Linked DNA regions of Homo sapiens: region 2 is linked to region 1. Evidence: read pairs that join two places in POLR2A ChIA-PET (ENCODE). Cell type or tissue: GM12878. All regions are shown on one strand. Each heading gives the region's core, and the rest is flanking DNA. Links, peaks and the distances in the headings are about the cores only. Region 1 holds the start of EOMES (eomesodermin). Region 2 overlaps LOC105377008 (a long non-coding RNA gene).

Region 1 (2,919 bases), core at 420-2,919:
GCCTGTTGCCTGCGATGGCACTTTGCCACGCGAAGCGCTTCCCTGGCTGCGTCAAAAGCATTTTGAAGGGACGCCGAGGCCCGCTTCTTGCTTTGTTAAAGCGCAAAACTGTCATGTACCTTTGGCCACCCTAGCTCCAAATAACGTGAGATTAGGTCTCACATTAGGGAGATTTCTCATCCCTACTTTTGCCTTAGATATCTTGCAACTCAGGTAAAGGATAATGTGGAGGATCCTACGAATAGTAATCAGGACCCGCTAGCCCAGGGATAGATACGTCGTCCAAGCCGCCCAAGCTGCACGGCCTCTTTCTTTCCTTGAGCTCGCGTACCCCTCACGGGATCTTCACGTTGACAGTCATGAGGTATTCACAGAGCTATACTACTTGAACAATCAATGTTCTAGACTTCCTTGGGTCAAAATAACACTAAAGCAGGGGAGGAAGGCATGGACAATGTAGTGATCAAAACAGCCGTGCCAAACACTAACTATACTGATGACACAAAACGCAGGAAGCGCAGGGCAGAACGCGCTCAGTACCAGCTTTCTGGCGATCTGCTCCTGGCCACTCTGTCCCAGGACCTACAAGGCCACCGCCCCAGCCCACTAGTCTCAACTTGCCCCCTCCCCTGTGGCTGTGCCTTGACCCTGAAAATCTTCGCGCACTCCTGGGTTTCACCACCACACACACGCGAGCGCGCGAGCGCGCGAACACACACATCAAAAAAGAAAAAAAAAACCGTGATAAATGCCCTGGAGAGTCTAAGTGCATTAAGGACCTCGTTCTCGGAGACCCCAGACATGCCGATGTTGGTGCTGCTGTGGTTGGAAAACTGGGTTGGAAAGCTTCGCACTGTTCTACACTTGCGTGTGCGCACTCAGCAATCCTTTGGCCATCTCATCTGTTGTGGGCGAAGAGTTTCCCGTGTGATCGCGTTCGGTTGGGGAAGCAGAGTCCCGACATCTCAGCCGGAAAATGCGCTCCCGGAGCGATTACTGGCGGCGTCTGTAATTGCTTATTAACAGCGAATATTCAGGCTTCTCCTTATCCGCAACGAAACGTGCCCCCCGCTTCCGTAATAATGAAACGATAAAATATGACGGCCCCGCTCTTGAATCTATCTGAGGAAACGCAGCGAAGAAACAAGCAGCTGGAGTTTAATTCAATATCAAACTGATTATTTCACTAATTATTCTACCTTCTGTATTTGCCGCAGAGCAGAGGCGCAGGGAATCCTAACTGTGGGGCTGTTAGGGAAGCTTTGTTTCTTGGTGTCAGGCCTAACTGAAGATGGTGGTGAAGGGACGGAATCCGGGATCAGGAAAACTGAGCAGAAAGGATTTTAAATTGTGGGGAATAAAAGTGACTGTCTCCCCGAAAGCAGTTGTGTTGGCGTGAGTATGAAGTTGGTGTTAGCTCGCTTAGTTTCACTCTTGTCCTGTCCCCAGTACCCTGTCCAAGCTTCTGATTTAGAAGCTGAGAGCTTAGGTCCTCCAGGATGGCAATGTGCTCTGGCCGTCCCCGGAATCCCAAAAGCTTAGCGCGAGTTTCCTCTCTACAAACCTTTCCCACTGGGTAAAAGGATGGGAACAAACAAAAAGTGGTTCTGTGCGTTGAAGGCCAGGGAGTTTGCCTTCGACAAGAGGAAGGTGTGCTTTGAAGTTACAGCTTCCGACGAGGAAAGAGACTTCCTTGGGCCTGTCTCCAACTTGCCCCAGTTTCCCCAGCCTCCGGGACGGGCGCTTCCCTGCAAGCTATCAGCTTGAAGAGTCTTTCTCTCTCTGGCCTCTAAAATCTGCTCCAGCCATCTCATTCCTCCAGCGGAGGGCTGAGATGACTAATGCGCCAAGGGTGGACACCGCTATGGAGACCCCAAACTTTGTCCCCCTAAATTCCGGCGAAATTACAGACACCAGGATTGATTATCACAGCGGGACGCAGTCTCAAAAAAAAAAAAAAAAAAAAAAAAAAAAAAAGGAAAAGAAAGTCACAGGCGACTTGATCCAATTAGTAAATGCCTAATTGAATTAGTGTCACCTCCACCAGCCAATAGGAGGGTCTCCGGGCTGTGAGGCCGGGAAGCCCCTCCCTGGCCGCAAATATATAAAGCAGCTAGTGACAGCCCATAAGTTTCCAAGTGGTCAACTTGACCGATGCTTTGGCAATTGAAAAAGGGCAGAAAGGCGCGGGCTAGTGGGTGGATGGGGACAAAGATCTAAGTCACCTTCTTCCAGCGTGTGAGCCTGGGAGGAGGGTGGGGGTCCTGAGGAGCAAGAGGTACGAGGAAGGAAAAGGAGAGGGCTTCTGGGTTAGTTTCCACCTCCTGCTTTCCAACTCACGGCGCTTTCCTTCCGGAAAGGACGCTGGATTCAGGGCGCGCCAGTACGCGCAGTAGCGGCCCGCGAGTCGGCAGGTGGGTAGCCCCGGCGCGGGAGGAAGGGGAAGTTACCTTCCCCTCGGAAGAGGGCGCTGGCTCCCCCATCCTGCCTTTATAATAAGGCCACCGGAGGAGAGGAAGCAGCCAGCTGCCGTCTGCGCTTTGCAAAGCATGCAGTTAGGGGAGCAGCTCTTGGTGAGCTCAGTGAACCTGCCTGGCGCGCACTTCTACCCGCTGGAGAGTGCGCGAGGCGGCAGCGGCGGGAGCGCTGGCCACCTCCCCAGCGCGGCCCCCTCTCCTCAGAAGTTGGACTTAGACAAAGCGTCCAAGAAGTTTTCCGGCAGTCTCTCCTGCGAGGCGGTGAGCGGGGAGCCCGCAGCCGCCAGCGCAGGGGCCCCCGCGGCCATGCTTAGTGACACCGACGCCGGGGACGCATTTGCCAGCGCTGCGGCAGTGGCCAAGCCGGGGCCCCCGGACGGCCGCAAGGGCTCCCCCTGCGGGGAGGAGGAGCTGCCCTCCGCCGCTGCAGCCGCCGCCGCCG
Region 2 (2,919 bases), core at 244-2,743, 380 kb before region 1:
TCATTGGCTAGAACTGGGTCACATGGCCATCCCAAGCTCAAAGCTGGGAAGTATCATGTGGTTGAAATGAAGGGGGCAGCCATGTTGGTAGTAATGCCTTCCCAAACCAAACTGAAATTCTATTAGCAAGGAAATGTCTAATGGGTAGCTGGCCTATAGTGCTTCCAGGACAGCCATTTTATATAGCTGCTCTCTCATATGTAGCCTGTAAACTCCATGGGAGCAGAACATCATCATCTTTAACCACTGCTATGCTTTTCACACCAAAGAGTACCTACCCCATGGTAGATGGTCAGTAAGTATTAGCTGGTTGACTTAATGTACTTTGTAATATTTGTAATACTTAATAACTCGACTTTTCTCTGGTAAGCTGGAGGATGTGGCCATACTACATTATACTTTGCTTGACCTAGAAATTGTATTGAAAATCATATATTTATATGGATCTCATCAGGGATGTGATTTAGAGAGGATAGAAAATGTTAACGTCTAATTGAGAAACTTACATTTTATTTCTGTTTTTAAAAAATCAGTTTTATGAAAGAGAGAAGACAATTTATTTCTAAGTGTTATCCCTAAAAGTCTGTTTAAAGAACATTTATACTGACTGATTTTATGAGTAAAAGATTATAAGTTTTCATTAAAAGAAAGAGGTATTTAAGAGTTTAGTTCAATTTTTTTCGTGATATGATCAATAAGGAGAGGATACTGTGATGATGAATTAACCATATCCATACACAAAAATTCTTTTCTGAGATTCCAAGGAATGTTAAACATTATAGCAAAAGAATTAACTTTTTCAAAGAACAAAACTGTGTTTTTATAAATAGCTTTTTATGGGGAGACACTTTGCCACTCTTTAACATTCACAGCTATGGTATGCATGGCACCTGGGGCTCACCTGATTCAAGAAACTTGCTACTGAATGGAGCACCCAGACAGACCCATAGATATACATAGGCAAGTAAATAATATCGGGACCAATGGATTAATCAGAATCAGGAATGGACTCAGGAAGCCTCTCAGGGATATATAGAAGAAAATGTTTGCCAGCTTTCAGAGCTTGAAACTCAGTAAAGTTAGTTACATTTCCTCTTCAAAGTTCATTCTTCCCTTTCCTGTAGAAAGCCTCATGCAATGAGGCTTTGTCCACTTGCTCCCAAGCAACCATGGAATTCTGGTAGAATCTTTCTATTGTTCCCCAAACCATAGCACTAGAATAGTCCTTGACAGAAATCATTCTCTCTGCTTTATTACTTGGATACAACCTCAGAATTCTTAGAATAGTGATTTAGGCATCAGATATGAATAGAGTTGACACTTAAAATGACATCTAACTTTTTGTAGTAATGGTGGTTTTACAGTCACTTAATGAGAAGTGCATTTTTAGTGATTTTGTTATTGTGTAAACATCATGGAGTGCACTTACACAAACCTAGATGGTATAGCCTATTATACACCTAGGCTATATGGTATAGCCTTTTGTACCAAGGCTACAAACCTGTACAGAATGTTACTGTACCAAATAGTGAGGCAACTGTAACACAATAATTAGTATTTGTGTATCTAAATATAGAAGTGCAGTAAAAACATGGTATAAAATATTAAAAATAGTTTACTTTTATAAGGGACTTACCATGAATGGAGCTAGCCAGACTGGAAGTTGCTCTAGGTGAACTAGTGAGTGAAGGGCGAGTGAATCGTGAAGGCCTAGGACATTACTGTTTACTACTGTAGACTTCATAAGCACTGTACACTTAGGCTACATTATATTTATGGAAAATATTTTCCTTTTTATTTCTCCAATAACAAATTATTCTTAGCTTACTGTAACATTTTTACTTTTTAACTCTTTTGTAATAACACTTAGCTTAAAACACAAACACATTGTACAGCTGTACAAAAACATGTCTTTATATCCTTATTCCTTATTCTATTAGTTATTTTTATTTTTTAAAACTGTTTTTGTTAAAAACTAAGACACAGACACATAGTTTAGCCTAGGCACACAGGGTCAGGATCATCAAGATCACTGTCTTCCACCTCCACATCTTGTCCCAGTGAAAGTCTTCAGGGGCAATAACACACATGGAGCTGTCACCTATGATAACAATGCCTTCTTGTGGCATTGTTACTACCTGCTGAAAGACCTGCCTCAGGCTGTTTACAGTTAACTTTTTTTTAATAAGTAGAAGGAGTACACTCTAAAATAATAATAAATTATATAATAAATACATAAATCACTAATAGTCATTTATTATCATTGTCAAGTATTATGTGCTCTACAAAATTGCTATACATGTATGACTGGCAGCATAGATTTCTTTACACCAGCATCATTGCAAACACATGAGTAATACATTGTGCTATGATGTTATGATTGCTATGATATCACTAGACAATAGGAATTCCTCAGCTCCATTATAACCTTATGGGACCACAGTTGCATGTGGTCCATCATTTACCAAAACATCGTTACATGGTACATGACTATATAGCTTTAGAGAAGAAGTACAGATAGAATTAGTTCTGACAGATGATGCACTCTTTTAATTCATTCACTCATTCATTCATTTGTTCATTTATCTAAAACCAATCTCTCACCAAGTGTGAGGTACTTCAAGAACTAGATATAAGTAAATTAATCATATAAGAAATGAACATAAAATAATTTATATTTTAGACTCAACACCATTGCAACATTTAGTAAGTGTCAAATAAAAAGTCCTATGTATGAATTTTTATTTGATAGTGTCTTGGTTCAGAATGCATAAAGATATGCTGTGCTATGAGTAATCAGTTTCCAGTGAATCCCTTTTGCAAAGAACTTGAAGATGAACAAGGAATCCCGAAGCATTCAAGTATTTTCTCTGGCCCTTTCAAAGCAAAGCAAAGCCAATCACAGCATCATATGCCAGA

The links. Peaks named below come from ENCODE experiments on the same cell type or tissue, not always from the same donor. Only the 100,000 strongest peaks of a DNase experiment are listed, where the experiment ranks them.
Region 2: POLR2A ChIA-PET joins it to region 1 with 12 read pairs; 3 of 35 experiments call an interaction of 5 or more read pairs at or near these places.

The regions. Positions count from the first base shown.
Region 1 is chr3:27,721,925-27,724,843 of GRCh38, reverse strand. It overlaps EOMES (eomesodermin), which reads left to right and starts at 2,521. Exons shown (of 6, transcript NM_001278182.2): 1 at 2,521-2,919. The coding sequence starts at 2,550. RefSeq lists an enhancer at 1-340 and a silencer at 2,886-2,919. In GM12878, for the core only: a CTCF peak has its summit at 2,466 (motif pointing right); no DNase peak of the experiment used is centred there; H3K4me3 peaks cover 1,101 bases; H3K27me3 peaks cover 448 bases.
Region 2 is chr3:28,105,672-28,108,590 of GRCh38, reverse strand. The region is part of intron 2 of LOC105377008 (a long non-coding RNA gene); the gene reads left to right. Among named protein-coding and RNA genes, the nearest start is that of LINC01967, 79 kb to the right of the region's middle. In GM12878, for the core only: no CTCF peak of the experiment used is centred there; no DNase peak of the experiment used is centred there.